2 separate regions of the Homo sapiens genome follow, and region 2 is linked to region 1. A link is an interaction called in ENCODE POLR2A ChIA-PET data of the cell type or tissue named here. Cell type or tissue: Caco-2. All regions are shown on one strand. Region 1 holds the start of LOC124903406. Region 2 overlaps TDP1 (tyrosyl-DNA phosphodiesterase 1).

Evidence for each region. ChIA-PET counts read pairs that join two places held together with the same protein. Peaks named below come from ENCODE experiments on the same cell type or tissue, not always from the same donor. Only the 100,000 strongest peaks of a DNase experiment are listed, where the experiment ranks them.
Region 2: POLR2A ChIA-PET joins it to region 1 with 14 read pairs; 3 of 35 experiments call an interaction of 5 or more read pairs at or near these places.

The regions. Positions count from the first base shown.
Region 1 is chr14:90,046,399-90,051,398 of GRCh38, reverse strand. LOC124903406 reads right to left here and starts at 3,265. Exons shown (of 3, transcript XM_047432048.1): 1 at 3,219-3,265. The coding sequence starts at 3,265. In Caco-2, no CTCF peak of the experiment used is centred here; no DNase peak of the experiment used is centred here.
Region 2 is chr14:89,996,883-90,001,882 of GRCh38, reverse strand. All of the region lies in intron 14 of TDP1 (tyrosyl-DNA phosphodiesterase 1), which reads right to left. Among named protein-coding and RNA genes, the nearest start is that of TDP1, 43 kb to the right of the region's middle. In Caco-2, no CTCF peak of the experiment used is centred here; no DNase peak of the experiment used is centred here.

The DNA of each region.
Region 1 (5,000 bases):
CCAGTGGTGCACACTGCCCAGGCCCTTCTCCCTTGGACCTCCCCGGTAGCACATCACAACTCCTTCCTTCCTTTCAGAGAAGCCTTAGAATCTGTCTGTCCTAGTAACTTTCCCTGTTTCCTTCCTACCCATTCAGATCCTCCCCTCCCATATCAGTGAGTTTATATCAGGCATCTGAACCAAAAGGTCAGCGTTCCCAACAGGAGATGAATGGCTCTGCATGAGGGGGCTTTACTGACTGCAAGGCAAGCCCAGCCGGCCAACCTAAAGGCCCTCACCTCTACCTTCTCCCTCTTCACCAGCTATCAACTCACTCTTGGGGTTCACATTAACATGCATTCCCTAATTCCCCCAACCCCACCAATGAGATGCTGCCACTTCTCTCTGGGAGGCAGCAGGTATCACTAAAACAGTACTTGTAGGACAGGAAGTATGCTGCTCAGCTCTGCAGAGTTGTTCAGGGTGTGCTTCTGGGAGGCTCAGTCTAGGGAGGAAGACTTCCTTGTGAGCAGAGCCCCTTTCTGTGGGATGCAAAAAGGAGCTCCGTGGCCAAGATTCTTAAATCTATCCATCTTCCAGAAACAACTTCCATTTAGTAGTCTGGAAGCAGTATTTGTGGAAGAATGCTAGTTTCCAAAAGGCATGGGTTTTATCTTCTATATTTAATTGCCCCAGAGGCTGCCGGTTCCAAGCACTTTTATTTACTGCTAACAAATACAAATTGTTACAACTCACATTTCTGAAGTTCTTGCCACTGGTCAAGAGCACCACTTCATTTGATCATTATTACAACCCCATGAGGCAGGGCAGGACAGGTATTAGTCCTGTCCTTAAAATGAGAAAAGGAAGACTCAAGAGGCGTTACTGCAATGCCTCAAGGTCTCACCGCTTGGAGGAAGCAGACCTGGGACTAGACAATTCTAATGAACCCTGAGTGTCTTGTGGCTGAGTCACCTCTCAGGCTTCAGTCAGATCTCAGGCCATTACCAGGTGAGTATCTGTCTTCATTCAGGGTGGATGAACGAGGGAACCTGGAAAGGAACACACTCATCGATATGTAAATTGAAGCAAAAATAAGTCTACTGTGTGCTACACACAGATATTTTCATTAAAAAGTGCTGGTCATGGCCGGGCACAGTGGCTCACTCCAGGAGTTCCAGACCAGCCTGGGCAATATGGCAAAACCTTGTCACTACAAAAAAAAAAAAAAAAAAAAAAAAAAAAAAAAATTAGCTGGGCGTGGTGGCACGTGCCTATAGTCCCAGTTACTCCGGAGGCTGAGGCAGGAGAATTGCTTGAGCTTGGAAGGTGAAGGCTGCAGTGAGTTATGATTGCACCATTGCACTCCAGCCTGGGGGACAGTGCTGACCCTGTATCAAGGAAGAAAAAAAAAAGTGCTGGTCATGACTCTTAAATTGATTTTGCCCTCTCCAGACTGGGCAACGGTGCTGACCCTGGTTCAAAAAACAAAAGTGCTGGTCATGACCCTTAAATTGATTTCAGGATTCATTAAAGGGTTGTGACCCATAGTTTAAAAAATCACTGTTGTAGGACACAAGGGTTCACTAATTTATGTGACTTTTTCAAGAAACTAAAAAATATTTCTCTACTTGGTTTCCTTTTGCTTTTCAATATATTCTACAAGTTTGCACAAATTATTTAAGAGGCATAGGTTTCTGTGGTGCAATATTAATAGGTCACCTAGGGACGCTTCTCACTGTGGAGGAGACATCAGGCATTTTCCATCTCCCTTTGGAGAACTTCCCATCTGCTCCCTCCCTCCCTCCCCATCAGGGGCAGCCCCAGGATCTGGAGTAATTGGATCAGGAAAGGACTTGTGACTCAAGATGGCCAATCCCATGCGTCCAGGGACTTTTCCTGGGGTTGTTGAGTATTTTCTCTGGAATAAGGAGCTGGAAGAAAGATGGGATCCTAGTGCCACGGGGGAATCTTGGCCTCCAAGTATGGAGAGCTTGCTTGAGAATGAATGATGCCCACATTCTGGAAAGCAGAGCTGAAAGTTGGAGACAGTCTGTTACATTAGGGATTCCCTGGCTCCAGCACAGTTGCCAGACTTTTGTTAAAGTCTCTTTCATTGTACAAATCTAATTAACCTGGTTTCTTGTAACTATAAAAGAAACCTAATGTATTCTTTCATAAAAATATTCATAAAATATTGAGTAGCAAACATTTGAGGCTTTTAAATTTTAGTAATGTCAATTATATGAGAACAAAATCAGCATTCAGTTTAACTGTTAATTTCTAAAGAACCTATGAGCAAACAGCCATCCAGGGCACACACAGTAGCATCATCTATGTCCTCAGGTCCAGAAAGGGATAGCATTGGCTTAGCTAGGATAGACTTAGCACCTCAGATGGGGCACAGATCTTGTTCATTAACCAGCTGTGTAACCCTGAACCTTATTTTTCCCTCTATATAATAAAATTAAGATAGTATCACCTGCCCCATTGTGTGAAGATGTATATACCTATGATCATAAATTACGATTTGAGTTACCCGTAATAAATGCCCCATGCATGCAATTTCCCCTTTGCCGTTCCTTTCTAAGCTTCTCTTTTTGTATAATGAAAAAGGTGACTGGTCCAGATGCCTTCCAGTTCTTGATAAAAGCAATGGACGCCAGGTGTGGTGGCTTGTGCCCATAATCCCAGCTACTGCGGAGGCTGAGGCAGGAGGACTGCTTGAGGCCACAGTGAGTTATGATCGTGCCACACAGCACTCCAGCCTGGGTGACAGAGCAAGACTCCATCTCTTTAACAACAACAGCAACAAAAAATAGCAAGGGGCTCTTTGAAAACCTTCCTACAAAGGGAACAGGAGACACTGCAACATGTGCCTTAGATACATGAACCATAAAGTTGGTCAGACTGTGGAGCTCCTTCTAGGCCTACTGTGAATAAAATATAATTTATACACATCGATTGAATTCTGCTTTAAAACAGACTTGATTGGAACTCTGTGAAATACGGGACAGGAGTTGCACCAAGACTTGCATGCTCTGCACACCACCCGCTAGTGTGGGCTGCCTCTTGCCCTCCCCATCTCTGGTATCTCCCATGCTGCCTTCTCTTCTGACATTGGCCTCATTCCTCCAGCTCTGTGCTTTAGATCTACTGAGTCAACAAAAACGGTAGGTTTCAGAAAATTTAATAGATCATACTTAACAGTGCAAGTGTTCAGCCCTTTATGCTCTTACCTGAAAGGAGCCCACTCCACTTGTAGGTCTGGCTTTAATAATTCCATGGCTCAGTCCTGCACACTGATGTGACATTTAGTGGGTGACTTTATGTGCTGCTAGTTGGTTCTGTCATGTCAACCACGATTTGCTGTTACAGTGGATGAAAGCGTACCCAGTCTTGTATATATAGTTACATATCACGTATGCCAAGTGTATTAGTCCATTTTCATACTACTATGAAAAAATACGAGACTGGGTAGTTTATAAAGAAAAAGAGGTTTAATGGACTCACAGTTCCATGTGGCTGGGGAGGCCTCATAATCATGGCGGATGGTGGAGAAACAAAGGCACATCTTAACATGGTGGCAGGAAAGAGAGCACGTGCAGGGAAACTCCCATTTATAAAACCATTAGTTCTCATGAGACTTATTCACTATTACAAGAAGAGCATGGGAAAAACCCACCCCCATGATTCAGTTATCTTCCACCAGGTCCCTCCCACAACATGTGAGGATTATGGGAGCTACAATTCAAGATGAGATTTGGGTGGGGACACAGCCAAGCCATATCTCAAAGCCTGCCCCTTGGCTGGACCTTGGGAACATCTGCTGCCTGGATCCTCACAGCAGTATAGGATGACCCTGGAGCTAAAATGCCTGGGTTCAAATTCCAGCTCCACCACTTGCCAGCTATGCGACTTTTCAAAAATAACTGTTATTTCTCTATCTGTAAATGGAGATGACGGTGGTATGTCTTTGATAAGGTTATGAAAATTTAAATAAACACAAAACCCATAGAAGAGTTCCTGGCACAAAGCGCTCAGTGCTTGCTGGCCAATGTTAATGCTCAAGGACCAGTGGACACAGACCAGGCTGAGTTGATCACCAGCCTCCAGGTGGGCCTTGGTCATGTCATTGCTGACATTCCCAGGGGCATATGGCCACAGACCACCTTTGATCTCTCATTTTTTGGATGTGTGAATCCTATTATATAAGCAATGGCCACCAAACTTACTAGTTGATAGAAACACAGTAAGAAATTGTACAGTTTATGGTATTCTTTTGTCCTGGATTTGCTTGAAATAAGTGGGCTACTAAACTTGGAAAATTTGTCAAAGATTTTATAAGAGGATCTGACCTAGGCATAATGTGGTGTTAGTACCATATTCACACTGGAAATCACGTAATACTGTATTAATTTATATTAGGGATAACTATATAACTTCCACTAAAGAATCCAGGAAAACCAAGCTGAACTTGTGTGTAGTGCAATGCAGGAAGGTGTGCACTTTTGAGACAGCAGAGTCTTGGTTCCATTGCTTACCGTGGACTTTAAGTTATTTAACTCCCTTGAACCTCAGTTTCCTCATCTGTAAAATAGGTGTAATAAGGCAGCGCGTGGTGGCTCATGCTTGTAATCCCAGCACTTTGGGAGGCCTAGGCAGGCAGACCAGGAGTTCAAGACCAGTCTGGCCAACATGGCTAAAGCCCGTCTCTACTAAAAATACAAAAATTAGCTGGGCATGGTGGCAGGTGCCTGTAGTCCCAGCTACTTGGGAGAATCACTTGAACCTGGGGGCTGGAGGTTGCAGTGAGCCGAGATTGTGCCACTGTACTCCAGCCTGGGTGACAGAGCAAGACTGTATCTCAAAAAAAAAAAGGGCTAATAATGGTACATTTTTCAGGAGGTTGATGTGAAGATTAAGTGTAAAGCACTTAGACACAGGCACTGAAACACAGGAAGAACTCAGGAAACATTCGCTGTTACTGTTAGGTGGAAAAATACAGCCTTCCAAATCAG
Region 2 (5,000 bases), 50 kb after region 1:
AGTGAGAAGATATTCAAAAAATTAAAAAATAAATAAAATAAACTGGGAAGATGAAAAAAGGACCAAGCAAAAGGCGCCATGAAAACACAAAGGAAAAAATAATTATGCCTGCTGAGCTAGAAAAAGTTTCACTTTAAGGGGAGCATTTGAATTAGAAGTTGAAAGAAAAGTATAGTTATTGTAGACAGTACAGAAAAAAATAAAACCTGAGAAGCAGTCTGAAAATAAACTGCATTTAGATTAAGGGGGATACCATTCATTCAGTTCTGAGCCACTACAGGCCAGGTACTGAACTAGGCACTATATTAGCCAATCTGCCAGAAGGCACAAACATTAAAGAATAATTACCAAAGATCACAATGAGTATTCTGGTAGGAAATGAAGCATGATAATTATAAACTCATTTTTTCTCTACAGTAAAAGGAAACTTCTAATGCAGATAGTTCAACAGAAACTTCATTAAAAAAGGTTTTGGTGCAGATTTTATGATTCTTGGTGACGTGGTAACTATGGCAACCATATACTAAAACGTGACCCAGGATCTATGAAAAATGTTTTCAGTCAGAACCTCAATCACAACACATAATGAAAGAGAGGAAATGAAAACTATGATTTATATTTAAAATAATAAAAGGGAAGATTAAAAACTATATTAAGGCTAGCATTTTTATAAGATTCCAATTCCTGACCTTCTGTAGCCAGTTTTCACATTTGTGAAATGTCAACTGGATGAAACAAAGTCCAAATGATCAGGAAGTCAACATCCTCTACTTATGATGGGTAGAGACATAACAGGCAATAAGATATTACGTAGACCCAATAGGAACCATACGAAATACATTTCCTAAGGGGATGAGATTTTTTAAGATTAGGAAATCAGATCTTTTGTGATTCTATGAATCTTTTATAGGACTATTATTTTTAACAACTCTACATACCCAAGTAAATATGGTTCTCCAAAGCAGTCATGCTGCGGGGTTGGTCCCTTACTCCAGTACAGCTGCCTCTTTTGGCTCCAAGAAAGTACAGAACTTCTCAAAGAGCTTTGGAGCCAGAGGTTCAGTCTTTTGAGTGTGTACAAGGGTACTTTTGCTTAACTACAAAAAACAAACCCCAATTTTGGAAACAGTAAAAAATTAATTCCAGCCAAAATTGGAGAATAAGATGGGTAAATCGAACCAGGAAAGAAATATCAGTGGGCCAGGTGCAGTAGTTCATGCCTATAATCCCAGCACTTTGGGGGGCCGAGGTGGGCGGATCATCTGAGGTCGGGAGTTCAAGACCAGCCTGACCAACATGGAGAAACTCCATCTCTACTAAAAATACAAAATTAGCCGTGGTCTGGTGGCGCATGCCTGTAATCCCAGCTACTCAGGAGGCTGAGGCAGGAGAATTGCTTGAACCCAGGAGGCAGAGGTTGCAGTGAGCCGAGATCGTGACATTGCACTTCAGCCTGGGCAATAAGAGCGGAACTCCATCAGTGAAGTCTGTGGAAAGCAGAATCGAAAGATGGCCCCTGGTGCACATGCCTGTATATCCCCTTTCCTTGAGGATAAGCCAGAATTGTGAATATGATAGAGTTTCACTTGCATAATTTGGTTATCAATTAATTAAGTTACTCAAAAGGGAAACAATCCTGGGTGGGCCTGAGTTGGGTCCTTCCTGAGATAGATCCTCCTGCTGGTCTCCAAGAAGCATCCCATGAGGAATGCAGCAGACCACCACGGGCAGCACCTAGGAGCCGAGAACGCCGGGCTGACAGCCAACAAGAAAGCAGGAACGTCAGGCTTACAGCCACAAGCAACCGTGAGCTTGAAAGAGGACTCCCAAGCTTCAGATGAGAGCACAGCTGGGTTGACGCCTTGATTTTAGCCTGGTGAGACACTGAGCAGAGGGCTCAGCTAATCCACGCCCAGACTCCTGACCCACGGGAACCATGAGATAGTAAATTTGTATTGTTTTAAGCCCCCTTATAGTTTGTGATCATATATTACATAGCAACAGAAAACTAATGCAAGGCTGGAAACAAAGAATGTCTATTAAGAAACAATACTTATTTGTTAATGTGTCATGTCAACTTATTTTGAAAGAACTTGGAAGAGTGGAAAGAAAACTTGAGCAATGGCAATGTTTTTGGCCAAAGCACCTACTTTCAAAGGGTGATCATAATACTTTTTTGGATATGCAGCTCTAGATTATTTTTTAAAGTCTATCATGTTAAAAGTCAAAATTCATATTGCCTATAATTCTCTGTGCTTATTACTCCTATAATTTTTTTCTGGGGAATTTGTTTTAATTTTATTGTACTTAATAAAGAGGAGTGGGTTATTCATTCCAAACCCAAACATTAATACGGATCAGTAATAATAAAGTAGAAAAATATCAAAAGTTAAATTTACGTAGCTTTTGATGTATTTACCTTTGGCTAAAATCCAATTCTTAAAACTAGTATGTCTGCTACTTTGCTGACAGAGCATTAGATTTGCTGGGCATGAGCACTTCATTTGGACTAGAATCCACAGTGCTCTCTACAATCCTGCCTCACTATTCTAAAGCAAGTAAATATATTAAATGAAAGGATATATCAGTTGTTCATAACGAATTTATTCTCAAGGATGATGATATTGTCCACCAGAGCATAAAATCTAGGGAATATTTAGAAATGTATAAGGCATTTTTTTCAGCTTTCACTAGGACTTGGCAGTTAATATGTGATGGCCAGGTTATTAAATAACTTATAATGCATGGGACAATCTTGTATAACAAAAAATTATCTTGACCAAAATAACAATAGTGCCCTGTTGAGAGACACACTATTTGAGTATAAGCTGAAGTCGACTATTTAAAACCACATCTTATTCTAGAAAATCTCATGGAACAAGCATTTAGAAAAGCACTCAATTATTCCAATCAATTCAAATTATAACATTCATTGAACTGCTTTCCATAGACCAACGACTAATAAGGCCTCAGGCAACCCCGGAGACATCAAAGAAACGGTAATATCTGAAAGCAGGTAAAAAGGCAAAGTCTGGCCACCCACTACTGCTCTGAACTCACCTACCCTCCCATCCTATTGACTCCAGTAACACTCACTTTGCTGTTAATCAAACACAGTAAGCATATTCCCACTCCCCACCCCGCGTCCCTCAGCAACCCATCCACATGGCTCTTCCCCTACTTCTTTCAGGTCTCTGCATGAATGTCACCACGTCAGAAGGCCTTCCCTGACCTTCTTCCTTAAGGAGCAGCCTCCCTCCCCAACCCGAGCACTCACACCCTACAGGACAGTGTTTGAGGGTGGGGACTCTGGATTCTTGGGCACATTGTTTAACCTCTGTGCTTCAGTTCTTCCATCTGAAAAGGGGATTAATGGATACACTGTAGAACGGCTATAAGAATTACATGAATTAATATATACATATATATACATATACATATACATACATACATACATACATATATATATATATATATATATATATATATATATATATATATATATATATAATGTGCTTGGAACTGTGCCTGGAACTGCTGGTTAAGAACTACATGTTAGCTCTGAAAATTTAAAAACAATAACCTAAACCAAATTTGAAATAAAGCTTTTAACTCATTTCATTTGATAGCAAAACTTGATCTTAACTCATTGGGCAACAAAAGTTGAACTAAGATGACATGGGGCTACCTGTGATCTTTGCTTCCAAAATGTTGTATTATGAAGTGTTGGTCCAGATACCACTAGGGATATTAACAGACAGTATAGGTACCATATTATCTTTCTAAAATCCAAATACTGAACTACATCTGGTACCAAGAATTTAGAATAAAGGATTGTGCACCTAAATTATCATTCTATTTTTTCTCTATAGCACTTACCACCATTTGCATACATAAACACACTTCTTTGCTTTTTGTGTAATTCCCAGCACCAGAACATAAAAGTCAAGATGTTTTATTGTTTATTGCATTCTTAGCACCTAGAAAAGTGTGTGGTGCATAGTAGGTGCTCAGTAGTTATGTGCTGGATAAATGGTTAAATCTGATACCCAAAATAGAATATATATATAAAACATTTTTCTTAGGTAGAAGAAAAATTATGTAATGGAGAATGTGTGACCAGTTGCTCTTCAACCCAGGAGGGATGGCTTGAATCCAATTCATTTGTTTGGCAATGGAACACCTGGTAGGCATGAAAAGCCCACCTGATATGTATTTCTTGTATGTTCCTCAATGCCCAGGCGTTGATCCGCTATATTCTCCTCTGGAAGTCGCAAAGGATTACGGTGTTAACAATCAGTACTAACCAAAACTCCAAAACATACTATATGTACACCAAACTTTTAAGTTCATCTCCAACAAACAATTCCACCTGAAGTCTCCACCATGATAAATCAATCTTCAATCAAATTCACCATCATCCCACTGTGGTAGGCCAGTTCCATTCCCTGACTTCTATACTGATATCAGTGACAATCCCCATCTACATACCCCAAACTCAGGAATCACCTTTGAGGGCCCTCCCATGTTCCATTATGCAGTCTAGGCAGTGCTTTCATGGTTACCACTTCAATCCTAGGCTTCATCAGCCTCCACATGTCAGGCACCTGGCCAGTCACCAGGGTATGCTGAACAAGACAGGCATGGACTTGGCCTCACAGAGTCTAGAGGGGAAGCCAGATAATTACACAAGCAACCACAGTGAATAGGGAAAGAACGCTGACAATGCAGGAATCTAGGGCATTATGGAAGCCACCAGGCTCCAGAAGTGATGTTTTGGCTAAAAACCCACCTATGTAGAATAGTCAAAAAGCATTACAAGTGCAATTAACTAATATGTATACAATGAATTCTTTGGTAAATCTCTTTCATGCCAATGTAAATTCTGTGAGAACCTCATCTTAATTACTCTATTCTTGCCACAGCGGGCAATACATATTTGCTGAGTAATGGGTAGAACTGCCTCAACTCTGCCGCCTTATTCCTCATTGAGTGGAGGG